6 separate regions of the Mus musculus genome follow, and all the other regions are linked to region 1. A link is a loop called in an ENCODE intact Hi-C map of the cell type or tissue named here. Cell type or tissue: left cerebral cortex. All regions are shown on one strand.

Region 1 (5,000 bases):
TGTATGTCGAACAATGCCTGAACCATGTGGCTCAACTGTCTAAATGGACTGTATTAATAATGTTTGTTTTTGCATTTTTGAACCTTTATTTTTGTCCTCTAACAGGCATTCTTTGCTTTGGGGCTTCTTTGTTGAACATTTGGCTGGTATTTTTAAATGTCCAGAATGATACGGGGGAAAGGAACCATAACAACCAACAGGATGTCAGCCATCCCCATGTCCTGTGAACGTCCATGAGGAGCCTGTTTTCCTCTTGGAGCTAGTCTATGGAAGCTGTGTTTGAGAGATTTTTTGTTTTGTTTTCTGTGACAAATGTCTGTCATTTCCTAAACAAGAGAGCCAGTGTCCTAGTTAGGTGTGCGGAGTTATTTTCATTCACTCAGAGCCCTGTTGTGTTAATACTGAATAAGCAGAGACAGCCTGACTGGTGGTGAAAGATGGTAAGCCACCCTCAGGGCTTTTTCTGGTCAGTCCTAACCCTCTGATTGCCACGGCTTCCTAATTTCCCATTTCCAGGGCATCACTAGAGTGACCTTGCTTGCTCAGTCTGCTGCTCCGAATCCCCAAGACTTTCACATGCATTTGGAAGTGGGCAGCCAGGGATTGTTTACAGGACTCCAAATGAACTGTGCACTCACAGCAAGTTTGATAAACACACATTTCCTCCTTTTATCAGTGAGATTGCAGAATGTGAAGTATGAGTTTCCAGTTTTACTCATTCCTCTCAGCCCTCTTCCTGTTTAAAAATATAGACGTACTAATTGCATGCTGATCTGTCCCTGTTTTTCATTCTGCTTACTGATAGTTGACGGTTTACCCCGATACTTACCTAGGCATAGTTTGGAATACTTGCAAAAATAAACTTTCCATGTATTCAGCTTAAAGGAGATTCATCCCGAGTAATGTAATGTGAGCACTAATTAACGGTAATGACTGCTAATCACTTTGCTTTTATACTCCTTCAGGAGCACTGCTATTATCCAACGTAGTTAAGTAAAATGGTTGTATGTGAATCAACACTACTGCATCCTCCTAGCAGCTATTGCTCACAATCAAGCTCTGCATAAATTAGAGTTAACGAAAATTGATTTTAATATGCTAGATTTGTAAAACAGTAAACCGAAATATCTTGTTAAAATTCTGACTGTCAAAAGGCTATTGTCAGCTGATTTTGCAGTTATCCTTGTAGTAGATAGAGAACACCATTCCAAATGCACTGTCCACAACCTGTCCTAGATTTCTTTGAAAACATATGTGACTCATAGTCATGATAGCACTTTGATTTTGCTGGAAGCGTTTATTTTATCAGATCAATGAAAAAACAATAGGCTAATGTTTAATATTTCTAAATTTGTCTATTGACTTCCTAGAGGGTCTCCCAGATTTTAAAGTGATATAGTCCATTTATATAACCTTGATTCATGGTATTGTACATTCATCATTCATTAAAAAGGGTTGCTTTGTTATGTTTAGACCCCTATAAAAGCTTTCTGTTTATTTATACTTATTCCACATACCTACACACTGCCTTGCCTCAGGAGAAGACTAAGTAAAACTCATAAATTAATAATTTAAGGGAGCAGTACTCAAGTAGCATTTTGGTTAAGCTAATAAGTTAAAGCCTCGAAATTGGTACCAGCAACTTTAACAATGCTTTACTTTTGACTTTTATTGGCTGAAAATAACTTGTTAAACTGGGGCTTTTGTACTAAAATGAAATCTTCATGCAGTCTTAAATCCCCTTCCCTTCTTTTTGATTTACAAGCAGGTTGACTTATTGTAGAATTTTTAACACTTTTACAGTTCTGTGCTTTGATTTCAGAGAAGGTGTTAATCTCCCTGGACATTGGAGAGTAACAGAGGTGTGTTATGTAGTGAGTGGCTTTTCTAGGGAAATTTGGATTTTATAGTAGAGGTCCAAGCTTTATGATAGTACCTGTGTACATGGTGATGTATGGACCATGGTGTGCTGGTGATGTGTTTGGTGTGTATTAAAGGATTATCTTCTTGTCTCCTTTTGCATATTATCTCTAGTTTCTTGGGGCATGACATTACCATTCTCATAACTAGTGAATAATTCGAGATACTAGTTTTTAATTATCCAAATGAAATATTTTTTATGTTATTGGTGGTATCAAAAAATTAAATCTGGCTAAATAAGGAAGTATAAAAAAATTTAAATGGTGATATAATATGAAGCTTTATATCATGTATACTAGGTTTATTGTATATATTGAAAGCATAGGTATAAAACAATTGGTACTGCTTATAATTGAATTTAGTGCCAAAAAATTGTGACAGAAATGATGTGAATTTTTATTTCCTAGGTTTGTAAGTACTGTGGGTAACACTGGCACTGTTGTCCAGTAGATGTTTTTGAGAAAAACTTGTGTTTTAAAATTATGTTCTGTATTTGTATATTCCTGTGTAATAAAATGTTTTAAAAGGTAAGGATTTCAGTTCTCAGTTTTTGCTTTTTTCCCAGTGTTTACTTTCACGTGAGAATGATTGATCTGTAGCTGTCATTTTACCCAAAGAGGGGACAAATGCAATTGGCCTTTTAGACAAAAGTATGCAAACAGGCTGCATTCTTTTCCTGATAGAATTATGGAAGGATTGCAGGAGGTGCCACACTCCTTTTGGTATTGACTGTGAGGAGGGCTCTGCAGTGGGTGCTGTTTGCAGTGGATAAGGAGGCGCTATGATTAGTTCCCTTTCTTGGGAAAGCACTACAAAGGGAAATGAAAGGAGCCTGCTCTGTTCTCAGCCTGACACTTGTTTTTGTTAAGTTTTTCCCCTTATTGAAGTCCAGTCTCTTAGAAAAAAATATACTTTTGGTTTTTTCCCTTTATATTAAGCTTAGTAGATTTCCATTCCGTTTGACCCTTTAGAGAAATTATAGAATGTTTTTTTCTTAAGGCTTCTATTGTAAAGCGTCAAAGCTGGTGCAACAGTGCCCTCTGTAGTCTTTTAGGCTCAGAGAGAGATGTGGATGAATTTGCAGTGTCAGGTAAAGAGCAAGATATTTAAATTTAACCCCCCCCCCCCAAAAAAAAACCCACCACCACAACCAACAACAACAACAAAGAAACCTACAACAACCAAGAGGTCCCTTTTTCCTAAGCAGACATTCTTGTTTTTCACTATTGGCTTAACATTAGACAAAGGGAACAAAAGACCATTCTGAGTTTTCATGTAGAATTATGGGCTACCTCTTGTTGCTAACCCAGTTTTATCAGACATTAATCAGAGTAATTTGAGATAGAAGGAATCTTACAAGCTGTACGGCCTCTTCGTGAAATACCTTTTTTGAGGTTGAACTCCAATAAGAGTATTTAAAAAAATTTAATTCTTTGTACTTGCTTCTTAATTAGAATCTTAGTGGGCTGCCTAGAACTTAACTTTTACTTGTTCTGGAATTGGATAACCAAAGCTTTATACATGAGATTATTTAAATTCAAACCGAGGCAGTTACATAATGACTAAAGTATTTTTCATTCATTAGCATTGATTTAAATTGTAGATTTCCCGTTCTCCCTTTGGTTAAGTATTTGGTATTTGATTGTACTTGTCTGAGTGGATAGCCAAGTCTATCATTGTGAAACAGAACTAAATATGTGAATTTTATAATTGATTATAAAAGCAGAGATCATGTTTAACATTTTTAGAAGATAAATATTTCAGCTTGAATTTATTATACTTCTAAAGGTTCTTTAATAAATAGCCAATCAACCTACATCCTATATTCTGTAATTTTCACTAAACAGCATGTTAAACAGAATTCCAAATATCTGAACCTGATTTGTTTTTTTCCCCTTGTTTTTTGATTTTTTTTTTAAATCTGTAAAATGGGACTAGCTTATCCTTTGAGAGTTTTGTAAAGGATTAGAGATACTGTGTATAGGTTGTGCAGGCACTTTCAATTTTTCAAATTGTAATTTTCAAATTTCATAGAGCAAAAGTAAATTACTTTGTTTAATAGGAAGACATTTCAGTATGAAATCTAGAGCACACTTAATGCGCACTGTTTTAACACCCCTCTCTTGAAACTTCTGGTGACTTATGTGAATCTGAAACTTGGCACAGAATTCCTTGAAAATGTGGAGTGGCAAAATTACATGTGCATTGACTTTCAACTCCCTACAAATGCCATTTTCAAACATCTTAGACTAGCATCTTTATCAACTAAATCTTAGTAGCTGTTCACATACTTAGCAGTATGCAAATGCTGATGATAAACTTTGGGAGTAATCCCAAGGATACCTTCCCCTCAATAAACATTTGTTTACCACTAACCAGGAACAATACAATAGGTAAAGTAGATGAAAGTGTTTTGTCTGCTTAAAGTGTCTGCTTGAGGGAGTGCCTAGGGCCTCTTCCTTGAAAGAACTGAGTTAGAAAGCACAGGTCCTCTCCTTTGTGCCTTTGGATGGCTAATACACTTTCTGTTTTCTATAAGTCTTTCAATTTCTGCCAGGTAATATTGTACCAGGCACTTAAAAGACAGTCAGTTAAAGGATACAGCATACAGAATTTTTGAACATCAGTCTGTCTTATGCATGTATAATTTGAAATTTCGTAAGTATAAAATGCGCAATCTAACATGCCTGTGTAACATTTCATAATTATTTCACTTCAAAATATCTAAAACAAGCACACATGCATCATAATGAGAAATTGGTTTTCTAATGAATTATTTGGCCCACAAGCAATAATAGAAAATGAATAGCAGATATTCAGAGCTTAAATGCTGTTGGTTAGCAAGTGCCAGTGTTTTAAAGGGGGGTTACTTGAACCTTTAGACATTATAGACGACCCAGGAAAAGAAGCAGTCCTATGGAGAACTTCTGAATTGACTCTTCTCAGTTATAGTTTTTACTTAGTGTTACATCATGTTGTAGGATGACTTTGGTTCATTTTAAACTTAGCATTCTAATAAGTACATGCAGTACTTGCTGGGGGTTCGCTTGAGAACCTTGAGCATACCAATTTCTCCATCA
Region 2 (5,000 bases), 1.4 Mb before region 1:
TTGATGTGCTTCGTGAAAATGGGTAGAATTAAAACTGTCAGTTCTGCCTGCAACCTGTGTCTTTCGATGGAGTTCAAAAGCTTTTAAAGGTAAAACGTGCCAACACTTATGTGTATTATTTCCTTTCCTACCATTGCAGCTTTTAACTGAAAAAAAAAAAAAAACCATAAAGAAAGGGTATTTTACTCCCACATTCATTTTTCTTGGGAAGATTTCAATCTTTCAGGTAATTTGAGGGTGGGCCCTGACGTCCAAGGTTGGTGGAGTCTGGGTTTACCTGAGTGTAGCCAAGAAAGTAGAGTCCGTTTGGTCCAGTTGTCCTACCCAAATGCTGTACCTATTACCTAGAATGTGGCGTTTGTATTTCTCCAGCGCTCTCTTGAAGAAGAGCAGAGTTGGGCAAAAGGAAGGAAGTGCCTCTTCCAAGGTTAAACAAATGCGAAAAGGACGTGGAGTCCATCCTGGAGATTTGAGTTGAGAAGCAGTGACCACTTTAGCTTAGGCAAAGATTGCAGAATCCTTTGAAAAAGCTGACAGGGATTTTCCAGAGAGGGGTGGGGTGGGGGGAATCCTAGGGTGGGCATTTTATGCAAATGAACAAATTTGAAATGTAGTACATATCCGGTATAGTAAAACTGACAATTCTGACAGTATTGACAACATAAATATATGTTTGAACACCGCACTTTCAGACACTTAACCGATGAAGCAATAAAAAAAATTCGACTACAATATTTCAAATAATCGACATTGATGTTTTGATACATCATTTTTATCCTCTGAATCGATCTATCACTCTCAGGCTGGTCAATTTTAAGTAAAAATGGGGAGCAATTATTTGCACTTTGACTAATGATGACCTAATAACAATCTTCAATTAATTACACCCAAACTGTGCTTTCTTCCCTCATAAATGGGGGGTGAGTGAGAAAAATTCTTAGGGAGTAGAGCTGGTAGTAGGGCACCCTTTCTGCTATTTTCCATTCTGTTTGTCATTTGTATATAAAGAGGTCCAGAGTAGAGCCTCGTTCTTTCGTTCAGAACACTTACAAAGGAAAGTTGCTCATGCCTGCACTACACACCTTTTAGGTATGTTAGGAGATGTAGCCTCCTTTCTACTTCGAAGCCGTTAGGAGTTCCTAACAAGCCTTCTGGCCACGTGAATCCCAGAGTTTAGAGGAGTACATGGAAGGAAGACATTTGCTTAAAGCACAGATTGGAGCTTTTTCTCAGGTTGAGTGTGAGGGAAAGGGATGGAGGAAAGGATGAGAGAGAAGAAGAGGATAAACAGAAAGAGGAAAGGGAGGGAGGGATGGAGAGAGGGTGGGAGAGAGAAAAGGGGGGAGAGAAACAGGGCTGGAAGGAAGTAGGAAGAGGGAAAGAGGGAGGGAGAGACGGGAGAGGAAGAGAAAAATAGAGAGTATGAATGGATACAGCAGCCTATCGATGAGCCACCTAGCAGGGCTTACTGTCTGGGTCTCGGTCTTCCTTAACCTCGGCTCGCACCACTGAGCGGTTTTAAGTACAGGAAGATGCGTGTAACTCCCGTTTAGCCCCACTGGCTTACTCGAACGGTGTGTGTTGGTTCACCATGTGGTTTTTCTAGGGGGCTTTCCTAGTCCCACTTTGACACTTGTCTCTAAAGTGTGCGCGCGTGTGTGTGTGTGTGTGTGTGTGTGTGTGTGTGTGTGTGTGATTGGTGGGAGTTCTGGGAATAAATCTGGCTAACTGAGGAAGAACAAATGGACAGGCGCCTTGGATGTAGACTGCAGACTGAGACAGTCCCTTGGAAACCTAGATTTCCCCGGGGACGAGAGCACCGAGTATCTTATTCCCCTAAACAACAACAACAACAACTCTGTCCCCTGCTGTGCTGTCCAATCCCTTCGAAGCCTCCTTTCTCCCACACGGGGCTTCCTGGCTTTCAGATCTCAAACTTATATAAGCTGTACTAGCCGGAATCCGGGAGAGAAAAAAGTCTTGTTTCCAGAAAACTTCCCAATTGTTAAGCCCCTTCAAAACACCACCCGCGGAGTGTTGGGCTCGTCAACACTTTTAACACAGCTAAGGTGCTCAACAAAGGGAGAAGATGAGTGTGAGTCACTCTGGATCAGGACTGGAAAGTCTTTATGATCTGGGTGGCCGACTGCCTTCTAGTTACAACCGTCCAGTCCGGGGGGCGGGGGGTGTCCCTGTCTGCATTGGAATCTGTAGTAAAGACTAGAAAGGGGCGGAGGGGAAAAGAAGGAACTGGAAATGGGATACAGAGCGCAAAAATGACAAGAGATAGAGCAAGAGGAAAAGGAAAAGGAAGTGAGGAAGGGCGTGGGAAGGAGAAACTGACAGCGCCACGGTGCACAGAGTGTTTGGAGCCCCGCCAGATAGCGCTAGAGGGCTATTTATTGAAACCCGTTCTTTCCGCGCCATAGGGAAACAGCTAAAATGGGAAGAAATCAAACAGGGCAAAAGCAAAATGCAACAATTCCACTCCATCTTTTTTTTTTTTTTAACCTGTCGGTTCATTTGATCGTATTTCCAGGGTGAAAAAAAGTCTATGATAGAGCACGAAGGTGTGAAAAAGGAAAAAAACCAATAAATAAAAGTAAACACAAAGCAAAAGCAAAAATAAACCAGTAAGGTGGTGGTAGTAGTGGTGTGAGGACAGGGGCCCTTTCCCAGGGTAGACACCATCTAGAAAGAGCACGAACCAAGGTAAGAGGTAAGCAAGTGAGCAGAATTCTTTTTACTGTAACTTTTCAGTTATACTGCGGAGAAGGTCAAAAACAGTTCACAAGGATGAGCGGAGGTTTACGGAGAAGAGACGTTTTAAAAGTAATAAATGGCTCCAAGGGCTGGAGTGTGGGACAAACACGTTAATAGAAATGCCAAATAAAATATATATCAAAAATTCCAACTGTCAGCCAGCAGGACCAGGGCAGAAGACAACCTAAGCCCTGAGCCTTTGTCCCAATAACATAAGACTCAGGGCTGTTTCTGCAGGACCACAGCACCCTTGGAGAACAATTTACAGACAGCCCAGGAATCCTGGAGAAAGGGGGAAAGGACTTTTAAAACTCACCCTCCTTTAGAACCCAAAGGAAAGTAGTGCAGATGGAAAGAGAAAACCTGAGAGCAGAAGTGGACATGGCAAGAGAAAAAGCAAATGGATCGTGTGTTTTTGAGGTCCCACCCCGGCTAGATTCACTAATTCAAGGAAATAAAGGTCCTTCGTTCCTATTGATATTTTACTTTTAAGTATCAACCTTGTTTGTCAAAAACCCTGGCATTTCCTATGGCTAGCCTCCCGTTTTAGCAATGAGCTTTCCTTTGACCCAATGAAACCCCTCTTAACTCAAAGGAGTAAGTTATCTTCCATTAGGCTGAGCAGAACCTCCCCAATTCAAACATAATCTCACCTTCTTTCTTCAATAAAACTCTCCTTGATACGAAATATTCCAAATCAAAACATTAACTAAAGTTACAAACAAGATTAAGGCTGGATTTACTGGCTCTGGTAATAAAGCATCAATTGTTCTAACTGTTGAAAAGAAGACAAAAGGGATTTAAATCTGGTGATTTTAATACACAGATTAACACTTCAGGACCTCACAGTTCTGAGGAATGTGGAGTTATCTGTGCAGAGGATCTGGACATTGGGGAGGGGGGATATAAAAAGAACAGCCGCAATTACCACCTCAAGGAGGCTGAACAAGCACAGCTAAAATAAAGTTGGAGTTTATAAATGCTACTTCAAATTAACTCCCCTCCCAAAAGCCAATGCCGTTGGACTACAGAACTAGGGGGCTTATATTATTCCCTTAAATCCTTAATGTTACCTATAGTAACATTCCACAAGGGATCAAAAGAAGAAAGGGAGAAATAGAAAGGAGTGCTTTTCAGAAGTCTAGGAGATGCTTCAATAAGAAAGGGGGTGATTAAAAACAGACTCTTAAATTTGAGAGGCCCAATTCTCTTTCTCATTCACCCCCTTCAGTACCCCCCTTTTCACCTCCTTTTTAATTCAATGTTCCCACCCCCCACTCCAGAGCTAAGTAGCTGATTTAAGATTGTGAAGAAATAGGTTTTACCAACCATATTTGTTCTGGGGCACTTGTAAAACGCGATTTGTAGAGAGTCTTTAGCCTTCCAATTGTCTTTGAATTGTTTTTACTGAAACAGATCTTTTGCAGTTAATGAGTCCCCACACAGCTGGACAGCTCCTCACGGACACTGAGAACTCTAACCCCAAAATGACCCCAATTTGACACCGCAAGATGAAATTTTACCGCCTGTTAAAACCATTTCCAGCCTGGGCAGAAGGGGCTGACTGTTGACTGAGGTGTGCATGGCGCCTGTGACCCCCATCTCTTGTCTGTCTCTGGGGCTGCCCCACCTATTTCCCTTCACCTCAAATGTGGGAGAGTAAATGAATCCACAAAGGGTGTGGAGTGTGAAGCTCTGAAAACAAGGTGCCCATATACAGAAAGAAAAGAGAAAGTGTGGACACCTCGCTGTTGTGCAATGGCTTCTACCAGACATGGAAATCGAGATGAGGAACAGAGGCAAGTCCCTCACTATATGCAACCTATGCTGTTGTATTAATAAAAACACCCATAAGCTGTTGGATGATCACAACTTGTGGTATCACAGGGATCAGGAAAGATACTCCAACTTGATCCCCTGTGCAATGCATGGCAGTGGTAGATTTTAAAACTAACATTTAAACTAAGAGTTTTACCAATAGCGTGCATCTGTGTAACCCATCTCTTCAGTGAAAGCAGCCGCTCCTTTTAGATAAAGTGAATTTCAAAGCCAAAAGGCCTTCACCAGCATGCTATTTTCAACCACCTCACACTTCTTAACTCTAAAAGTCTCCCTAAAAATTCTCGCTTTTCTTAAAATGTCCTTCCTTTCTGCCCCCTACATCTGACCAGATTGTCCTCTTGTTTGCTTTAAGGCATTTGCCAAAATTCATAAGAAGTTACGTGGTGAAGGAGAGG
Region 3 (5,000 bases), 890 kb before region 1:
CAGCCAGAGGAAAATACCAGAAAGACAAGTTCAGATGCAGCTGTCATGTCTTTTCCTCCAATGGGAAGGGGACGCTTTCATAAGGTTAGACTGTCCGGGGAACTACATTGACATCCTGCTAAGTGTTACGTGTTTTTATATTAACTGTGCTCAGTAAGACTCTACAATAAGGAAATGCCTTAGCTGTAGACATCATTTATGGAACCGTATAAATAGAGCTCACATTCAAAGGTAAGAAAACAGACAGGATTTTACACCAACTACCCTCTGATAAGATTATGTTTTCAAAGCGAAAACCATGTCTACAGAATGTTGTGGTGTGGAAGTATCCGATTAAACTCTTAGGAAAACAGACTTTTCCACAAGCGGCCTCTTTATTTGCCACACCTCGGGGATCTGATTAAAAGTTAGTGTACTGCATTTAAACCTGAAAAGGGATTCGTGTAAAATTATGGCTTCACAGATTGCTCTTTGAGAACTGAAGATGAAACGAGAAAATGACATTTGGACTAAGAGCCATTGTAACTGCTGGAAAAATGTCAATGGAGGCATTTGGGGGAGGTTTCAGCTTGCTATAGAGGAATCAAATGACCTAAGAAAGTAGTTTTATAGCTGAATGAGTGTTTTTAACGAGTTAAACATGTTACTACGAGGACCTTAAAGCCACGCTGTAAACAATAGCTTTGATTAAAAGATTGTCAGGATTGTTTGTTTAAATTTTTTTTTTTTTTTGTATTTTAAGTTTTCAATCATACTATTTGGCTTTGCAGTATGAAGAAATGATATATTTCTACTGAATTTATCAATTACTAATTAATTTGGTGGTGAGTGCCTAATTTGAGGTTCTATTTAGCATAGGTCCAGGTTGAATTTCTTCTAACGTTTGGTTATCCTTGGCCTATTTAACATATGAATTAAACCCAAATATCTTTGAAAACTCAACCCATACCTTTTCCTTCCCAGATCATAAAAATAATTTATTGTCGTAATCTCAATTTATAGTTTAGTTAGGCAGAGTGAAAATACGACCTCTGAAGGAATCCCCCCCCCCTTAGCTCCAGTCTGCTTTACAGTGGGTTGTGTGTGTTGCTACAAGTTGCTGTAGCTAACACTTAATATGTTGATGTAAGAGAAATAAGCTGCTCTGCATTTAAAAATAATATTTAGATGAGCAAACATGCAAAATCCTCTGAAAATAGATGATTTTGCTCCTTGTAACTTTAACTGAAAAATATGAAAGAAAAAAAATGAGAGAAACCTAGCCATAAGGCCAATCTATTGCAAGCAGGGACAGATGAGAGATTTTTCAAAATTAAACTGCTAGGAAAAGCAGTTGTGAGGCAGTCTGTTTTCTTACTGGGGATGGGAGGAATCAAGGGTATTATAATTGAAAATGCATGCCTATAGCAACTAAAATGTTCTTTTAGGATATTCTTGTTTTGTTTCATAAATATATTTTGAAAAAAAATCAAAATGATTAACAACGTTTTTTTTTAATTTTGGTGATCTTTCCAGTTCTGGTGGATTTAGTTCAAATTTTAAAACATTGCTTTATGTGTTGTATATTTTTGCCCATAAAGCATTCTCCAAATGGTAGTTATTTATGTGAATAAAAGAACAAAGCATGGAAATATGGCTTTTCTTCCTACTCCATTATTGAAACGGAATATGATCATTAGCCAGGGCCGGGGTTTAGTCGCAACACTTTGAAAAATAGCCTAAATGAATAGGTGTCAAATTAATCAAGAATGGAACGATTGCATTATTTTAAAAAACTATATATACCATTAGGGGGTTTCGGCTATAAATAATTGTTATGAAGAAAAGAGGAGGTTTCATCTTAAAAAAATTAGCATACGCCACCTCTTTAGGGTGTTAAAAAGATTGAGCGCTCAACAAGGATTTGTGAAAATCACGACCAGGGAAGCGGGATTATAATAACATCTCACGATGAAACCTGACCTTAGAGATTGATGCTGCTGTAACAGGGTCATTCTTCCACTGACTTAGTGTGGGTATGCCCCGCCTGGGTAACCTGGGAAAAGGGTCTCTGAATTCAAATCACAGAATTCCTCCCCATCTGCAAAAATACCTCACTTTCAAAGCAAACTTTACGTCATCCTGACTCCTTCTTCTGCTCTTTCTTTACTACTCAAGTCAGAGACAACGGGTATTTCTTCAGTCATTGATTTTTTTCCCCACCCTCTTGTGGTTAATAAGAATTAATCCTGGAGAGATTCTGCAGGTTGAAATGCATATACAACTCAGTTCTCATTAAAACAAACAAACAAACAAACCAAAAAAACCACCTCCTTTATAGTGGAATAGAAGTGGTTTCAATCACTTTGTCATGTGGTTCACATATCTAGGTATATTTTTAATTAAACACTGGTTCACAAATAAGCAAATAATAGAAGTTAGTGGAGAAGCGGTTGATCTCGGGCTGACAGTGCCTCATTTATCTTTGTCCTAACTAGACAATGGGAAACGACACTCCGCTGTTGTTTTCTATGCGTTAAGATTTCCCTCTTAAACAAATGCAGTTGAGGCGGTTTGTTTCTCGACAGCCTGGCACACACTGCCAGTGGCCAGAGTTTTGTCTCGTCTTCATCCAGAGGGAGGATTAATCTTGGTGATGGTGCAAACGAAATGTATGTCTAGGGTCAAAGTGCATACTGCCTTTTGGGATCTGCATTACATTAATGTCATTTTTGGGTTCCTGACGTTAATCAAAACCAACACCATAAAGCGTCACTTAGCTAATTTGTGTATTATTGTCAATGTTACCATTAATTATGCGTTTGTGAGGAAAAAGAGGATTAATGAGATGTCACAGGTAATTTACAATGATCAGGCTCCCCAGGACATTAAGAAAACACTAGTTGGGTAAGATTACCATGCGATCACATGCAAGAAGCAGAGGTCTTTGCTGAGGCACCACACTGATATTGTCCACCACTATCAAAATGCCTCTTCAATCAGCAATCCCTAACTTTTACATATCTTGCTCATATTAAGTGTTTGCTTTAGCCTAAAGTACCCAGAATTCACATATTAATGGTGAGAGCTTTGTTCAGGTGTCTCCCACTCTAAGTACAGAGGATAAACTTTTGTTTCCCTTGAAAGGTGGGCAGTCACAGACGGTTAATTCTCTACCATGCCCCATGAACTTGGGTTCACACTTAATATCCCTAAGACACCGTTTTTGGTGCTCTGGGTAGTTGTATTAAAATTAGACATACAAACTCTCTGATATGACCATTTTTTTCCTCCCTCAACTTATTCCTCAGAGTCATGTAAATAAATGGCTTTTTGTGTTCTCTCTTTCCTTTTCTGGGAAGGACATGTAAATCTATAGTGTAAGTATATGGTACTTATGAGACAGCATAAAAATACAGTCCTGTTCTATGGTCTGAAGAAACACAATGCTGGACCTCACTGGTCCAGGTGGCAAATTGAATCAAGTTCGGGTTAGGGGACCAGAAAGTGGTTGGCTCAGCCTGGGATCCAAGAAGCAAATTTAGTAGGAAGCTAGGAGCCTGGTAGCAGAGGTTCTGCTGGAAAGATATAGAGATGTTGGAGCCAGGAGCCAGGAAAGCTTCCGAGGAACCAGCAGACAGAACGATGAGAGCAGCAGAGAGAGGAGAAGACTAACTCTATGATATTTATTTAACAGAGCCTTCTTTATTTGTGAATCCTTTATTTGTGGGTCACACCCTGGAAGACATCATGGTGATTATGTTCTATAGGGCACAGCAAAACTAGACATGACCCATGGAGTTCAGAGCTCAGGGTCTTGGTACCTAAATCAGTTTCCTGGTGGAAATGATTGCTGTGCTGTTGGATGCAAAAGGGTCATGGAAGCCAGCAGAAGCGGCCATTGGAAACACCATTTGCTGCTTTGGTTTGAATTCTCCGTGAACTCCTTTCATCTGAGCCTTAGTTTTAATTTATTCATGGACATGACTGTATATGATGAAATACAGGATTATGTATATCTGTGCTCCCACATATATGTGAAATCTAACTTTTAAGTCCAGCTCTAGGAGACTGAGAAAGTTACTCAACTTCCCTCTGAGTTAGTCTCTTCACCTGTGGAATTATAAAGCTTGCCCAACACAGTAATGAGGATTTAAGGCGATAATGAGTGTAAATCGCCTAGCACAGGGCTCAGTACACAGTAAGGGTTTAATAAGGTGATGGTTTTCAACCTTAAAATTTTATCAGAAACACCTGTGGAACTTAAAAAAATGACAGGTTTTTTTTTTTTTTTTTTTTTTTTTTTTTTTTTTTTGCTCACACTCCAAACCTATCAAATCTTCATGCTTACAGACAATTTCAATGTGAGGCCTAGGTGAAAACCACTGTAATTAGGATCGGATGTGTTTATTGTTTGTTACTATCAGCTGCTGTTGTTGAAATAGCTTAAAAGTCTTTATCTGATGTCATAGTCAGACCTGTATTCTGGTTATTATGATGCCTCAAGAGCTGGACTTGAATTGTGCTATGAAATTCTATGAACTAAAGCTGCATTGCAATCAGTATGTGTCTCTGCACGTGTGTGAAAGCATAGCCTGCATGAGTGAAAATGGCTGGCCTTATGAGTGAAAATGGCTGGCCTTATACAAAAGCTGAATCTAAGAAACATCGTCCATGTAGTAGAATAAGGTTCAACCATAAGTGACCTGAACACAACCATCTATTAACAAATGAAAATAAAACATTTATTATATTGCCTACTCTCATTTTCTAAAAAATATATTTATGATATATCCCAGGGAGATATTCCCATTGGGATAAAATTTCACAAGCAGAAAGAGAGAAGGATAAGGAAGTTAAAATAAAAATGTTTTATTATTGATTTGGTATTGTTGGACTGGCCGTGGAAAAATATAATTTGTTCTTTTTTTTTTTATTGGCTCTACAAAGTGATAGTTTAGCATAACTATTAGTTTATCTTATAGGTAACCTTTGCATTACTTTCTGAGTTGGTTGCTTTC
Region 4 (5,000 bases), 1.2 Mb before region 1:
ATTGGACCTTTCTCCCCTACTTCAAAAAAAAAAAAAAAAAAGAAGATAGACAATTCTTTTTATACATAAACGGAAAATAAAATTATTCTAGATCCTTTCTCTAGATCTTTTTTAAATAAAGCATTTGCCTTGATCGGGTTACCTTTTTGTCTTTATCACTTCACAAAGTAGGGCAATTAAAGATGTGACGTTGTGTGTGGATTAAGAGTGGATCCATTATATGGCGACATAACTCGCTATATTCTCGCCTAAAAGTTTGCCACTAAATTACGATTTCGCTTTTTCTAGACTTGAAAATCAATATCTTCTCAATTAAAGAGAATTTTAATGCTTTACTTGCGAGTTGTTAAAGGCGCTGTAAATTTTATTGTAATGTTTCTTAGCCTCGGAGTAGATCCAAGAGACGTTGATTCTCCGGGTCTTTTTCGTCTAGCCAGGAACCTTCCACTGGTTTCTGATGAAATACCAGCTACAAAGGTAAGCAGAGTTCCGCAGGGGATCGGGCACTGGGAGGGAGCCCTCCATGGCCAGAGGCCATTGTCTGGAGTATTTCCACCTCTCTGTGTCCCACCTCCCTCAAATGACAGAAGTGTTCATTTAATCTTTCTCAGAGGCAAGCACAAGAGACTCCCATCTGCTCTGGGACAACCAGAAAAAGAGGTGCATTTCGGAAAGATTCTAGACTCTTCCCAGTGCCCCAACCCCTTTTCCTTAAAGTGTACCTCAGAAAGACCCTTTCACAAAATCTGCCATATTTGACATGTCCCCAGCCTCTGTGTCCCAATTCGCTAGCCACCCTCAGGGGCACACTGCTTACAGATGGTTTCTCCTTCCACTGGCTCTTCCTAGTAAAAGTTCTCTTCCCGGTAAAAGTTCTTGGAGAGAATTAAATGTGTTGTGTTAATAACCCAGTTCTGCTACTGCTCTCTCCTGCAAACTTGAAGTCTAGTGATCAGGTGCCCAAAGAAGTCCAAAGATGAGAGTCCCGAGGCCCAGTGACTGGGATGAAGAGCATGGTAGAGAAACTTTCTAAAAAGCAGAGAGAGGAAAATTGAGCTGTGATGAGCTGTAATCAGAGAGCAGGGAGTGGCAGACAGTGAGTCTTCCTGACTTCTTTATAATTTAAAAAAAGAGGTAACAAAAGGGAATCGGATGCCCGAGAATTACATTTTTTTTTTAACCCAAAGACAGTTTAAAAGTGCGTCCTCAGAGGTGCCGGGAAGGGCCTGAACGTCTCAGAGGATCCACTCAGAAAGCTCCCTTTGCAATTCACTCTCAGTTAATTTGCTGGGAATGAGAAGACTGGGCAAAGGGCTATGTGTGTGGTGAACGGAGGGCTTAAGTAAGTATGATGGGAAGGGGCACCTACATATAATGAGGCTGCTGTTTTAAGCTGAATAGAAAAGAAGTGAGGTAGACAAAAGCCACACACACACACACACACACACACTCACACACTCACACACAGTGCACTTTAAAATTATTCTCACCTACCTGTCTTCTTTTCTTCTCTAACTACACACTGTATGGACTCCTATATATAGGTGGGGGATACTCAATGTGTCCTATTGTCTGCAGACCCACCGGACAGATTCCCATTTCTGTAGACTCCTGACTGTAAGCCTAGACCGTGGCCTTTTTTATCAAGGGAGTCAGGCTTTGTTAATGTATTTGTACTTTTCTGCTTTCAGTCTAGGTTTCTGCTTTGTAGGAAGGAGGAGGTACAAGGAGGGGGAGGGGAGCAGAACACAAAGACTATCTAGTTCTCACCGAGCAGGTTTCAAAATAGAACTTAATGGGAAGAAAGAATAAAAATAAGGAGGAGTGTGAGAATTGTGCATTACAACAAATTTACCAGTACACGAAGAATTTTTTTTCCTTTTGAGGATTTTGTTTTCTTCATATTGAAACATTTTCAAATTTTAATCCTTAGCAGACAAAACCTCAATATAAATATGACATGGGCCACTGGCAAAAAAAAAAAAAAGAAAAAAAAAAGAAAAAGAAAAAAGAAAAGAAAAAAGAAAGAAAGAAAAAGAAAAAAGAACTTAAACTCAGTGCCCAGAGGGGAGGGGCGCAGGGAGAAGAGAGGGCCCTTTCTGATTAATAACTAGCAGGGTAATGTTGAGGGCTTTTTCTGCCCGATTGCCTTTTTGAATTAGAGCCGATTTCTTCACACTTCAATAGTGCCTGTCTCCTTTAAAATGATTGGCAGATCTGTTTCTCTTTTTTCTCTCCCTGAGACTTAATGATGTAAATTTTCTAATTAGTTAAATCATATTGCTTAAAGGGCTAATATTTACCGTGTAAGAAATGATCATTCTGATTTGGACCTCTTGAAATATTTCGAGAAATAACATTTGGCTTTTAGGTTGAGGGATGGGGTGGGGGGAGGGGGGAGGCGCTAGTGGAGTGAGGGAAGGCACGGACCGGCAACATGTTAAATTAATAGTTCAAGTTGAGCTGGGCTCACACCCCAAGTCCGCTTTTATTTTTCAATCAGCGAAGATTTAATTGGCAGCCCTCGGGCCGGGCGATCTGATATTTTCTCATTAGTTTCCCATCACTAATCTTGAGTGGTAGGTTGTCTTACAGGTTGTCAACATTTGACCAATTTTATTTAAGGGGGGTGGGGGGTGGGATGGGGGCGCATTATGACTTCGGGATGTGAGACCTGCAAATAAATCCTGCTTGGATCAGCGGAACTAACAGGCGAAAAAAATGTTGACTATTCATCGTCGTTTCTAATAAGTTGCATTAATATATATTTCAAGAGGGTGTGATTATATGTGCTCTGTAAAGACACAGATGAAAAGAGGTCGGAGCTGCAGCACTAAACTAGTTGAAGTGAAACGTAGATACATTTCCAGCCGAAGGTAAATAAGCCGAGTGGAATCGTTGTTGAGGGTTTAGGAGGTACGATCCTCCTCCCCTTCCTCTTGCAGCTGCGTGAAACCGCCAAGCCTGTGTCACCGAGCTCTGAGCGGCTCCGCGGGCTGGTCCACAGATAACATCAGAGCGCCCCCTGCTGGCCTTCAGGGCAGACCGCGGCGGGACAGCCCCCCGCGAAGCCAACGGTGTTTTTCTGCGCCCCCCACCCTTCTCCACCTACCCTTTCCACTACTCTCACCCTCGTCCGCTGCAGCGAGGGAATAGCTTGTCATGGCTGAACATTTAAATGAATAAATTTTAAAAATAATAATAAAACAGGAAAGTACTCACACCTTTCACTTGGCCTCGGGGAATAAACGACCAAATGCCTAAGCAAAAGGATTCGTTTTCTAATCTCCTTATTCTGTAGGGGTTTGATCAAGTTTGCTTTTTCCCCCCTTGCAGATTTAACTTCCAAAGATATATTTTAATGGACAACCCTGAAGGCTTTTTATTATTATTGCTATTAAAAAATAGATATCTGATGAGGGGCAACAAGAAATGCCAAATAATATTTCTTGTACTTGTAAAAGCAAACTCCGGGGGGGGGGATTTCACAGGTTTATAAAAGTCTACAGGAATCGCTTTTGGAATTTAAGCAGTTCTCAATTTGAGGTAATTCCTTTTGCACACATCTTTGGGATCCCAGAGCATTCAAAATGTGTGTGTGTGTGTGTGTGTGTGTGTGTGTGTGTGTGTGTGTGTGTGTCTGTCTGTCTGTCTGTCTGTCTTAGTTGTCACAGTATCCATACACAAACAGGTCTTTTCCATGCCTGTGTTTTTCTTCCCTGACCCTGTTTTCTTGCTTTTGCTGAACGCGGACAGAGCGGCTGAAGCGCACCCCAATATCCTGCCGCCTCCGGAGTGTAAGCACTTCATCTCTCTGCACCGCAAGGTGCGCCGTTTGGTTTCAGAGAGTTGGGGTTTGGTGCACAGCGGCGTACTTCTAGCGTCCAGATTACTCTCTCCTGGGATTTCTGCACAGGGTAGAAGGCGCAAGCAAGCAGGTAACGCGACCCATCTCCATCGCCTCTGCCTCTGGGAGAAGACGCTGACAAAGCAGCCGTGTCAGAAGGGTCTCCCCGCCGCAGTTGGACCCCCCACATCAGACATGGCAATCTACCACGCGGAACGACTTTGGCTTCTCAGGGAGTTTTTGGTTTTTATTTTAAAGAATCAGATTGCGGGTTTTTCTGAGAGCAATTCTGAGGAACGAGGCTCTGGGGAAGGAAAGAACGGTGCATTTGGAAAAGGTGTGTCTTTCCTCCCCAGTGCTTCTAATTCTTGGATTGCGCAATCCATTCTCTACCCTGGCTCTTCTGCAGATTCCACTTTCACATCTCAGATCCCCACCCTCGTTTGTGGATGTTGGAGGTCTGGGTCAGGCACCCTGGGACCCCACAGAAAGGGGCGCTTCTAGGAAAAGGCAGTGGTGGGAGTTAACCCAGATCTTTTGGGCAGAATAGGGATGGCTAAGTGCAGCTGAGCTTGAAATATTGTTAGGGACTATTGTAATAACTGAGATAGATTTAAATATGCACCAGCAAGCAAGCTGTTATGCCGAGAAGGAATCTGTTTTGAAGTTCATTGCATTACTTTAAAAGTACATTCTTCTCTGAGGAAGTCTGCCACTGCGGTTGACTTTTTTGAAAGGTCCCCTTTAAGCTCAGTAAAGTGTAAGAGAAGTTACTGCACAACACATGGACCGCCTTAAATATATGTGTACATAGGTATTTGCGTGCCCAGGGAATGCATAGCTGTCCGTGCAACTATATAAACACAATAAAACAAACACAAGGGAGTGGACCCCGCTGCAGCTGAACTCAGAACAAGAAGCAGTCAGCACTATACTCTCACACTCACGAGGGAGGAAGGGTAGAAATCCCACTGTGTTTGGTTACAAACAGCTTAATAAAATTGGGAGGCATTGACAGTCTGGTCAGTGTTCTAAATAAATTGACACGAAGGTCCTCCAGAAGAGACAGAAAATACCTCACCATCAATCTTAAGCCACTTGCCGATTATGATTGCAAGAAAGAGATCACCGAGACTTAGCTTCTCAAATGGCT
Region 5 (5,000 bases), 1.4 Mb before region 1:
GGTGTTAGGGTGGACCAGGGAGGCTAAGTGGGGACTTAATTCTGCATGAGGAGACAGACTGCTTGCAGTAGAGAAAGACAAGGGAGAGAGCCTGATCTTGAGTCAAAGACCAGAAAAATAGAACCTTCTCTGCTCCCTTGGTTCGGCCTCTCCAGACCCCACGGTCCAATGTAAGAACTGAGTCTTTAAATCTTGCCGGCCGGGCCTTCTCCCCAAGGACACGAATCCTGGCCAAAAGGCACAGGGCTGGTTGTCTCGGGCTGCCTAACACAGGCCTTGATTAAGAGGAAAGTTTTCTGCAGCCGAGAAAAAACTTCCAGTTGCCCTTTCTTTCTTCTTTTCTCTCACTCTTTCTTCTTTCCTTTCTTTCTTTCTTTCTTTCTTTTTCTCCCTCCCCTCCCCTTTCTGCTTCCTACTGAGGGCCTGGGAGTCACTAAACGCAGCTTGAGCTGGAATCAGGGCAGCTTCTGTCGGCCAGGAAGTCCTAATCACTCACTTCTTAATTCTCTGTAAATAAAGGGGGCAGACCTTGAAGTGCAGCGGGGTGGAAGAGACTGCCGCTTACACACACAGCCGTTCTTGGGAGTCAGGGAAATGGCTGGAAATTATTTTATATTCGGAGAGATTAGGGAGGGGTGGGCAAGCACGGTCCAAGCGAGTACTAGCCCGGCTCTTCCGGCTGAGGGTAGGTGGGGAAGGCGGCGGGATGCCGAGGGGAGGGGACAGTGGGTAAACAGCAACTGAGCCTAAAGCCTGAGGCCTCAAGCATCCCGAGGTGTAGCTAAGCCGCCCGGAGGAACACAAAGGGCGTACGCGCCCGGCACTCACACTTCTAAGTTTTGAAACGCGGTTTATTTATTCTTGTGAGCTGCAACGCTGAGAGAAATGTGGTCTTTCGATGGAAGCTCTTTCTTGTTTAACATTCTTATTATTTTGGCCCTACTACCGGAGCTTTACTGGAAGCAGAACAAACAAGTTTATAAAGCAAAGGGTGGAGAGATGAGACCTTCTTAAAATCGTGAAAAGTCTCTCTCGTGTGGATGTTGGTGAAGCCCTCCGCCGGGTCTGAACCGCCCGTTAGATCAATTCAGAATGGGAGTGGGGGGCGGGAGGGCACCAAATAGCGCTCCCTGCCCTGGTTTGTGTGGCAGGCGTCTCTGGAGTGGGGTCTGGATCTACTCCGAGCTCTAAATTGCCTGGCCTTCTTGCGTATTTCATTACTTCCCAACTGAGTATATGTTTACTTGGCGGGCTAAAGTGGCCGGGGGCTTCTCCGAACTGATCTGAAAAGACCTGTGAACCCAGGGAAAAGGCCAGGCTGTTTCCTTTCTGTTTGTGGCCCAGGCTCGGCTGATTGAGGGTGTAGTGTGTTGCGTGCCTGTTGTATTAAAGAAGGAATGCAAACCCTCCAAACTTGTTGATTACAGTTCTTGCTCCTTCCCCTCTGCACCCCATCTCCGTGCGTGTGTCTCTGCGTGGCGCTGCCCGTTAGGCACCCGTTGTTTCCTCTGTTAGCTCTGGTTTTTGAGAAGTGCGAGCTGGCGACCTGCACTCCCCGGGAACCCGGAGTGGCCGGCGGAGACGTCTGTTCCTCTGACTCCTTCAACGAGGACATCGCGGTCTTCGCCAAGCAGGTCCAACCTTCTTGACCCGCTCACCCCCCACCCCACAGAAGCCCTCCACTCCCCCACCCCCTTCCTCCGAGTTTGACTTGAAAGAGGAGGAAAAGGCAAGACACCCGATCTGTTTCTCTGGCCCACTCGGCACTCTGCGCCTCCTCCCCACCCCTCAGCCTGGAGGCGAATTGGAAAGGGAGATAAATATGGGTGTTTGTTTTTCCCCCCAGCCAGGAATACAGGGGCTCGACCCTCGAATTAAAGTTGACCTGCTCCTAATCTGGGGCTTGGCCTTTTCCCCGCCTGCAGCTACTTGAACAAGAATTGGGGAGAGGGGCTGGGAGGGACCTGGGAGTGCCCGGGAGCAAAGGAAACAAGGCGCCTGGCAGTGAGGTCTGCACAGGCACCGAGGTGCTGGAGATGGGGGGACCCAGCCTCTGACCCGGCTGCAGAAGCGGGTACTGAGGATCTACGAGCCGCCTTGCCTACCCTGCTACAACTGAAGTAGAGTATGGCTCTCCCCACCAGATCAGGACCTGAAGGCCCTGCTGTTTCTCCAGCGACCCAACTCACTTAAGACACCAATCTGTTTCTTGAATTTTACCAAAGCCCCTGTCCTCTCTTCTGCCCCTGCCCTTCCAGAGAACCGGGTCCCACAACCCAGAGTAGTGGCCGATAGGGTTTTTCTGTTTTTAAATGGGCTGAAGATTCATTCTGACTTTCCCTGCTTCCTATAGGTTCGCGCCGAAAAGCCTCTTTTTTCCTCAAACCCAGAGCTGGATAATTTGGTAAGGCTCAATGTTTCTTGCTTGTCTCCAGCCTCGGGGCCCCGTCCCAAACTCAGAGTCACCCACTTGCTCCTGGAGCTCCATGGAGTTTCGGCAGAGCCCTCCTAGGAAAACACAGGGGAAGAGACTTATTTAGAGCCCCTACGTGGAAGGCGAGCCAGGGGCGGTATGGGCCTTAGGGGCTAAGAAGCCCACCGAGGCAGCCGCAGGCGCCGCGGCGCAGAGCCGAGTAGGGATGCTTCCCAGGTCTTGGCCTCGAGAGTAAGCGGCAAGAAGGGAGTGATTTCCTCTACAGGCCGGGGGAGGCATTGGAGCCCCAGGCCGCTGCCCTGAAGGAAGTAACTGCTCCGGCAGTGGCAGCGAAAGGCGGGCTAGGACTGGGTTGGGGGTGAGGGGCTATCCTGCGCAGGCCACTTTTAGGTGCAATTCTTTTGCTAATTTGCAGGATTTCAATATTAAAAGTACTTAAATCCCCTTTCAAAGGCCCAGCCTCTCCATTCATCTGGAGTATTTCCTTCTTCTGAGAGGAGGTTTGCTCTGAGTCTGCAGTTCTAAAAAGGCTTTTCTGTCCAAAGAAATAGCTCTCTTCTCTTCTCTTCTCTTCTCTTCTCTTCTCTTCTCTTCTCTTCTCTTCTCTTCTCTTCTCTTCTCTTCTCTTCTCTTCTCTCTTATTTTTCTTCTATTATCTCTCCTTCCTCCTCCTTCCCCTCCTCCTCCCCCCTCCTCCTCCTCCTCCAATTTGACCTGAGGTGGAGGGTAGGAGGAGACTGTAAAAGAGGAATGGGGTGGAGTAAGACCTGGTGGGAGAATGCAAGCTGTACCAACACCACACTGTGAGGACTGGGTGGGGTGGGGGTGGGGTGGGGGAATTCATACTAAGGCTGCCTGTATACTAATTCCCACTACTGTAGCCAATGAGGCAGAGATGATCAGTAATAATTTGGTTTTCTTATTTCTTGGTGTGTGAATTTTGCCCGGCCACCTGCTGGTTTCTTCTTTCTTTGCCCAATTTCCTCAGCACACTGACCTTCACACACACACACACACACACACACACACACACACAACTTGCATGTGTTAGAACCCTAACTCTATCCTATTAAATTTCCCTTTCAGATGATACAAGCAATTCAAGTACTAAGGTTTCATCTTCTGGAGTTAGAAAAGGTAAGCAGGAAACAACAGTCCGAATTTTGATTCTCTCAACCAGATGATTGGAGATGCTACAAGCCTCCAGACTGAGGGATTACACATCTGGAGATGTTGATCACGTTTTTATTTCCCTCCTTTATAGACTTCTTAACCCAGGGGCTCAGAGGATATGGGAATCAGGGCAGCTCTGACTTTTAAAGCCCCCACCCCCAGGCGCTCAGGATTATTTGAAGTACAGCAAGAGCCATTTGTGTTGCTGGACACAATGTCTACTTGTGTCTCTATTAGCTTAGCTTATCGTGGACCCAGTGCTCTTGCTAGGTGCAAGCAGAGAGAAGAGTCCTCTCTGGGGTGTCTTTGCCTTGATACATAGATCAATCATTTCCCCAGGAAACATACACAACAGAATCACAAATGTCCCTAATTCTAGTGTTTAAATGCTTCTGAGTTACCAAATCACACTTTCATCTCTGCTTCCCCAGTCTGAACTCAGTTACTTCCAGTTCAGTTTCTTTCTTTCTTGTAACTTGTTGCTCTGGGGAGTCTCTGGAGGATAATATCTATTGCCACAATTGCCCTATTGTTTCCTTGCCTTCAACTCTTACACCCCTTAATTAGAGTTATTTTGGAAGACATCACATTGTTGCTCTCTACAAATGTAACCTTGCAACCTGATATTCTTCCCCTTTAAAAAATGAAACCTATAAAGACAACCTGAGCTGAGCCCTCGCCATGACCCTCCTCCTAGGTCCACGAACTATGTGATAACTTCTGCCACCGGTACATTAGCTGTTTGAAGGGAAAAATGCCCATTGACCTCGTGATTGATGAGAGAGATGGAAGCTCCAAGTCAGATCATGAAGAACTTTCAGGCTCCTCCACAAATCTCGCCGACCACGTAAGTCTGCAGAGCCCGTGGAGTTCTCTGAAGGCCACTGGGCAAAGCATTTTTTTTTAAATCGTTTAGTTGCTTTTGGAGTTATCTCTCCCTTTCTCACTATAAGTGTCATGGCCTTTCTTTTGATTTCCCCTTTCTTGGACCCTGTTCTTATTTATGGTGAGAGTCTAAGAACCAGGGAGTTGATAGAATAATTTGTGCTCTTCATGTGTGAAGTTGCCTGAACCTGGTGGCTTGGGAGTTAGTAAATTCTCTTTTGGCATGACGGTCTCAGTCTTTTCTGGGTTCTTTCTGTGTGTAATCAAGGCATAGCAAGAGGTAGCAAGAGACAAGACAGTTATCTGGAAAGGAAGGAATGGAGAGAGAGAGAGAGAGAGAGAGAGAGAGAGAGAGAGAGAGAAGCAACTGAGAAAAGGGGGTGCCTATTTCTTTCCTAGAGAAGACAACCCTGAGAATTCCTGGCAATTTTGTCTTGCATTGACAATAAAAGGAGTGAATGAACACATTACAAGTCTCAGGACTTTTTGCTCATAGAAACTTATTGTC
Region 6 (5,000 bases), 360 kb after region 1:
TGGTTAGTTCATATTGTTGTTCCACCTATACGTTTGCAGACCCCTTCAGCTCCTTGGGTACTTTCTCTAGCTCCTCCATTGGGGGTCCTGTGTTCCATCTTATAGATGACTGTGAGCATTCACTTCTGTATTTGCCAGGCACTGGCATAGCCTCATACGAGACAGCTATATCAGGGTCCCTTCAGCAAAATCTTGCTGGCATATGCAATAGTGTCTGGGTCAGTGGCTGATTATGGGATGGATCCCCGGGTGGGGTAGTCTCTGGATAGTCCATCCTTTCGTCTTAGGGGAGCACATTATTTCTTAGGTCCCTGGTTTATTGCTCTCCCCTCATTTCCTCCCACGTTCTGTTCTCTCTCTTTGCTGTCTTTCTCTCTGCCCACACAAATGCTATACAGGCAGGTGAAGGAGGCTTCTCTGAGCTCTGTGGCTGGGGTGGATACTCAGATGTTTCTGTTCTGTCCTCAGATGAACTTCTCTGTGCAAAGGTTGTGGAAGGTAAATCCAAAGCCCTGGACCTTGCTGGTCTTTAAAGAAGTGACCAGAAGGAGCCTAATGTTCCTGCTGTGAGCCAGCTGAAGAAAGCATGATTAACAGCTAAATCATTCTGTTGTTGAAGTGGGAGGTGGTGCTGGGGATGAGGCCTAAGACCACAGGCCCATTGGGAAATCCCTCCCAACGAGCTCCACTGTCAAACAACAAATATTTAATTGGAATTCAGTGTGTGCCCCTCTATTCAGTATAGCAAGAAAGTAAGCACATATCACAGACAAATTATTTTATATTAGTGTATAATTTTTAATTTCCCCCCAAGCCCCCTAAGTAGTCCAATATCAGAAAACTTTGGTTACCCTAGAGTTTTCTAAATTTATTTTTTTTCTTTTAAATAAATGTGTCTTTAGGTAGCAGGGTGCGCAGGCTAGTCATGCCTTGTGACATAAGAAGAAAAAGAAAGGGTTGTTTGTATTGACCATTCTCTCACCTCTAGGGCTTGTTTGCGAGACACCACTGGAAAATTAATAACACTGAACCAGTTGTGATGATTATAGCAATTTCCAGAACTTCTCCGTTAATATTAAGATTGGGAAAGTTAGAGCTTCTAGAATTTAAGTCTTCAGTTCAAGAGGTAACCTCGTGTGAGGTAGGGATTGGTGACATTATACCTTGTGTGTATGTATAAATGTGTCATTGTCAACCGTGTGTGTGTGTGTGTGTGTGTGTGTGTGTGTGTGTGTGTGTGTCCTCTCCACCCTTACACATTTCTTCAGGGAGTCACAAATGACTTATTAGCTTTTCTACTCCCGTTTCATACCATCTCTGTGGCCTCCCCAGCATCCCAGCTCCTCCTTCCAGATGAACTGTTCTTTCCAGTCCCTGACCAAGCAAAACTCCAGTGAACTCAGAAGCCCTTGTGATAGACGCGGGTTAGAGACCAGACCTCTGAGAGCACAGCAGTAAGTGGTTCTAGGGTAAGTAGTTGGGAAGAATAAAGATGCCCCTGACCAACATTGACCAACAAACATTGGCACTCCAGAGTCCCACATACACAAACTTCTATTGCATTGAGTCAAAAGAGGCCATCCTCGGGGGGGGAATAAGAACTATTAGCTTTCCACTGCTATCTGTTTTTTGTTCCCCGTCTCATTTTTTATTTGATAATTTGTGGGACATTTTTTTTCTATTTTGCTCAGTTTCTGCCTCCATTACAACACCCAACACTCTAATTAGCTTTTGTATGGGACAAACAGGAGGTATTGCTTCTGGCAGGATAGGATTTTCTGTCCTGTTGATTGATGGATTAATTTTTATTGAGCACAGTGTGCTACCAGCAGAACCAAAAGTCCGGCATGCAATTCCAGCGCCAGTCACTTACGTGCTAATGAAAAGCAAGACAAAGCGGTCATCCGGCCAATGGCTCCTCTCCACCCTGCCCCCTCTCTCTCCCACTTGTTTTGTTATAATAGACCAGTAGAGGCTGCCTAGGAGAACAACTTGTGTCCTTGCTCAGGTAGCCACCGTTTTATAGATTCTTACCTTTGTGTGTGTAAATTCGTATCTGAAAACCTTGGGTTTATTTGAGTGTATATAGCTAGAAGTCTGTCACCGTTCTCTTTTTGTCAACCCATTCTCTTCCATGCTTCGTAAAAGGACCAATGAAGAAATACAACAGAACAGTGAACAGGCAGCTTGGACTTCGCCTGAAACTTGAGAGGCTCAGAAAGAAGTCTCCTGGGCCCACTGAGGCTAGTGCGGTGAGACCACCTCTGCTGCCACCCAAACCAACAGCTAGCTGGCCTTCAGCTTATCAGTACAAACGCCCCTGCCCTCTTGGCTACGCACCCTAATCTTCAGTCTGTTCTCGAAGAGTCTCAAGAAGCCCTGCCCCTGTTCTGTGTGGATCTGGGTTGCAGCCATTGAGCCTCTTTTGCTGGGAAGGCTCCCAATAGCCTTCAACAAGATTAAATGCACTGATTTCTACCCCCACCCCCCAAAGAATCCGAGTTTTATTCTAAACATGAAATTTGCTTCTAGGTTATTTTTGTGAACGTTAGATTGCAGGAAACCAGACAGTGGGGTTTTGAGGGCATAGGAGAGGAAAGGGAAGGGCAGAAGTTGACCTGTGGTGTGGACTTTCACTTTAAACCTCAGCCCTGATCATGAGCCTCCTGGTGCATTTGATGGGCTGCACTGCTCTCTAGTGGCTAAAAGAAAGAACACATGCTATAATCAAACCTCCCTAAAATGTAAGGCTACTTTGTTAATTTTGGTTCTTGCATTCAGTTTCAAGAGTGCTTTCTTTTAAATGTGGAGAGAGAGAAAAACATATTTTTGGCGTGAAAGTACAACTTCTTGCTGAGAATGGTAGAACACCCCTTCTCCACTTCTCTGCCTCGCTTACTTCTTCAAGTGATCTATGCTCTTAGGGGTCTGCAATCTCTGGGGCCTTCGAGAGACCCATGCACTGGGAAGAGCAGCTGGGGGAAGCTAACATTTATCCCCAACACACTGGGCAGCAAGTTATGTGGGAAGACACTGGGAAATGCATGCTGTCGCTGCTGCCTCCATGGGAGGGCTTTTTCCTAAGTTTTCTCACAAGCCTGGATCTGTCCCGTCACAATAGAACCGTCTTCCACCATCACAACTCTCCCAATGTACCTGTCTCCAGCACACTATCATCCTACTGGCTTCCTGCAGCTCATCACCCTTCAATACGGACTTATTTGCGTGGTCGTTGTTTCTCCTGCTCACAATATGTGCTTCGCAGAAGCGGGGACCACATCTATCCTTTTCACTACTGTCTCTCCAGATACAAGAAATGTGCATATGCTCAAAACAAGGCAGACTCTAAGTATTTGCAAATAAATAAGTGAGTGGGGAGAACACAGAAGCCCTAAGCATTTCCTTCCTGTCGACTTCTTTCTCTGAAACATCATTGCCAGTATTAGAAAGCAAGTCTTGTGGGTGAATGCAGGATTTCACGAAAACCTGTAAAATGCAAAAGTTCCACCCACACTTTCATGGAGGCGGCAGACTAGGTCTGGAAAGTCCCAAGATGAGGCTTAATTTCATTTTCTAAGTCTGATTGTTCGTGCTTCTCCTTCTACTGAGCAGAAAGTATTATTGTACACAGGTGCAATCTTCTAAATATAATAGACATGCATAGAGACAATCCAAAGGGCTTTTTAAATCTTTAGGTTTTAATAAACAAATCTCAGTTGGTAGCTTATTTAATCAAATTCACTTAAGAGACATAAGCTTAACATACACACTCCACCCTATCAGGGGAATTTTTAAGGAATTTTCTGAAAGACATTTCTTTTTAGGAAGACAGCATTTGCCTCTGTCTCAATGTCCTTGACTTCACGATTGAAGATTTCTTTAGAAAACCTCATTGTTTTAATTACCCGTTTCCCTTTTTCTTTCCTTTTCCTTCTTTATTCCACTACGAAATAAGTATTATGACACTTCTAAGCACCGTTTTTAGTAGAATTCAGTCATTCTATATCATGAAAGGATGCCTTGTGCATTCTGTACCTTCCACTATTCTGTGACCTTCCCTCTGCTCAGGGATGTATGTGGGACTAAAGAGCTCCTGCATACAGAAAGAAACCCACTGGCTTAAGCCTTGCCCTCAGCAAATCTGGATGCTGAAAAGCAGAAATTAGCCTGTCAAACAAGCATGTGTGTAAGTTCTATACATGGACTCCATCAGTACATATCTGTGGGCTTTATTTGCCTTTACCATGTGCAAGAAAGGCTCAATTCAATACAGGACACACCTGTGAAGTGAAAGGGCCTCTCCCTCCACAGAAGTTCCTATGAGGTATACAGATAAATAAAGACAGGATTGTAGAAGAGTGGACTAAACATGAAGAGAGAGTCCCCTGGCAGGAACCTAGTATGTCAAGAAGGAAGGCTTGTTGTTGCTCTTGTTGTTTTTCAGAGGTGGGAATGAAAATATAAATGAGGAAAGAGCTTAGAAAGTAGTTTTCCATCCAACAGGACAACAGGTATACCCAGGCTTATCTGAGGAACTGGAGGAAGCTGTGTCGTTGGAGGAGCACGTACAACTTGAGAGAGAAGAGGCAGGGAAGGGGCGAGAAGGCTGAGGAGAGCACAGCACATCCCACAGAGAATCTTACAGGTTATTGAAAGGCAGCTGAATTCCAGCCAGAGGGCAAGGGAAAGCTGTTGCAGGATTGTAATCAGAGCTGATGTGATCTGTACAGCCACAGTGTGCAGAGTGGGAGCCATCTGATCAATGAGATCGATGGGGAGAATGTCATCAGAATGGGAGGCGAAGGTGGTCAGATTCAGAAAATGGCAGTGGGGTAGAGGGGCGGCCCAGAATGGATGGTGTCAAGAGATGCTTAGCAGATAGAATCAGAAAGGCTGGCTGGCTTGCTGAGTATGGGGAAGCCACTGAGGGGAAGGAATGAATGATGTTGAAGAATAGTAGTACGTGGAGTGAGCTGCCAAGCGTCCCATTACCTATACAG

What was found. Hi-C counts contacts between places; a loop is a spot of excess contacts. Peaks named below come from ENCODE experiments on the same cell type or tissue, not always from the same donor. Only the 100,000 strongest peaks of a DNase experiment are listed, where the experiment ranks them.
Region 2: a loop joins it to region 1, with 6 times the contacts of the local background. A loop is called at or near these places in 9 of 42 quality-filtered maps.
Region 3: a loop joins it to region 1, with 2.9 times the contacts of the local background. A loop is called at or near these places in 6 of 42 quality-filtered maps.
Region 4: it touches region 1 in a loop (5-fold over the local background); 9 of 42 quality-filtered maps call a loop at or near these places.
Region 5: it touches region 1 in a loop (5-fold over the local background); 9 of 42 quality-filtered maps call a loop at or near these places.
Region 6: it touches region 1 in a loop (5-fold over the local background); 6 of 42 quality-filtered maps call a loop at or near these places.

Annotation. Positions count from the first base shown.
Region 1 is chr2:114,620,442-114,625,441 of GRCm38, reverse strand. The region is part of intron 3 of Dph6 (diphthamine biosynthesis 6); the gene reads left to right. Among named protein-coding and RNA genes, the nearest start is that of Dph6, 32 kb to the left of the region's middle. In left cerebral cortex, CTCF peaks have their summits at 419 and 2,951; DNase peaks (open chromatin) are centred at 2,737 and 2,919; H3K4me3 peaks cover 433 bases.
Region 2 is chr2:116,069,033-116,074,032 of GRCm38, reverse strand. All of the region lies in intron 2 of G630016G05Rik (RIKEN cDNA G630016G05 gene), which reads right to left. Among named protein-coding and RNA genes, the nearest start is that of G630016G05Rik, 4.3 kb to the right of the region's middle. In left cerebral cortex, a CTCF peak has its summit at 2,377; DNase peaks (open chromatin) are centred at 3,769, 4,390, 4,477, 4,733 and 5 more places; H3K4me3 peaks cover 3,316 bases; H3K27ac peaks cover 4,179 bases.
Region 3 is chr2:115,507,370-115,512,369 of GRCm38, reverse strand. It overlaps 3110099E03Rik (RIKEN cDNA 3110099E03 gene), which reads left to right and starts at 169. Exons shown (of 3, transcript NR_030712.1): 1 at 169-231. In left cerebral cortex, no CTCF peak of the experiment used is centred here; a DNase peak (open chromatin) is centred at 2,506.
Region 4 is chr2:115,853,991-115,858,990 of GRCm38, reverse strand. No RefSeq gene overlaps it. Among named protein-coding and RNA genes, the nearest start is that of Gm31590, 49 kb to the right of the region's middle. In left cerebral cortex, a CTCF peak has its summit at 3,008 (motif pointing left); DNase peaks (open chromatin) are centred at 2,982, 3,862, 4,792, 4,938 and 5 more places; H3K4me3 peaks cover 1,697 bases; H3K27ac peaks cover 1,006 bases.
Region 5 is chr2:116,058,085-116,063,084 of GRCm38, reverse strand. It overlaps Meis2 (Meis homeobox 2), which reads left to right. Exons shown (of 12, transcript NM_001159568.1): 3 at 1,493-1,634; 4 at 2,354-2,404; 5 at 3,521-3,571; 6 at 4,305-4,454. Among named protein-coding and RNA genes, the nearest start is that of Meis2, 4.5 kb to the left of the region's middle. In left cerebral cortex, no CTCF peak of the experiment used is centred here; DNase peaks (open chromatin) are centred at 1,204, 1,472, 2,056, 2,534 and 3 more places; H3K4me3 peaks cover 3,191 bases; H3K27ac peaks cover 3,222 bases.
Region 6 is chr2:114,258,245-114,263,244 of GRCm38, reverse strand. No RefSeq gene overlaps it. Among named protein-coding and RNA genes, the nearest start is that of Zfp770, 59 kb to the right of the region's middle. In left cerebral cortex, a CTCF peak has its summit at 2,693 (motif pointing left); DNase peaks (open chromatin) are centred at 375, 2,695 and 3,489; H3K4me3 peaks cover 233 bases; H3K27ac peaks cover 352 bases.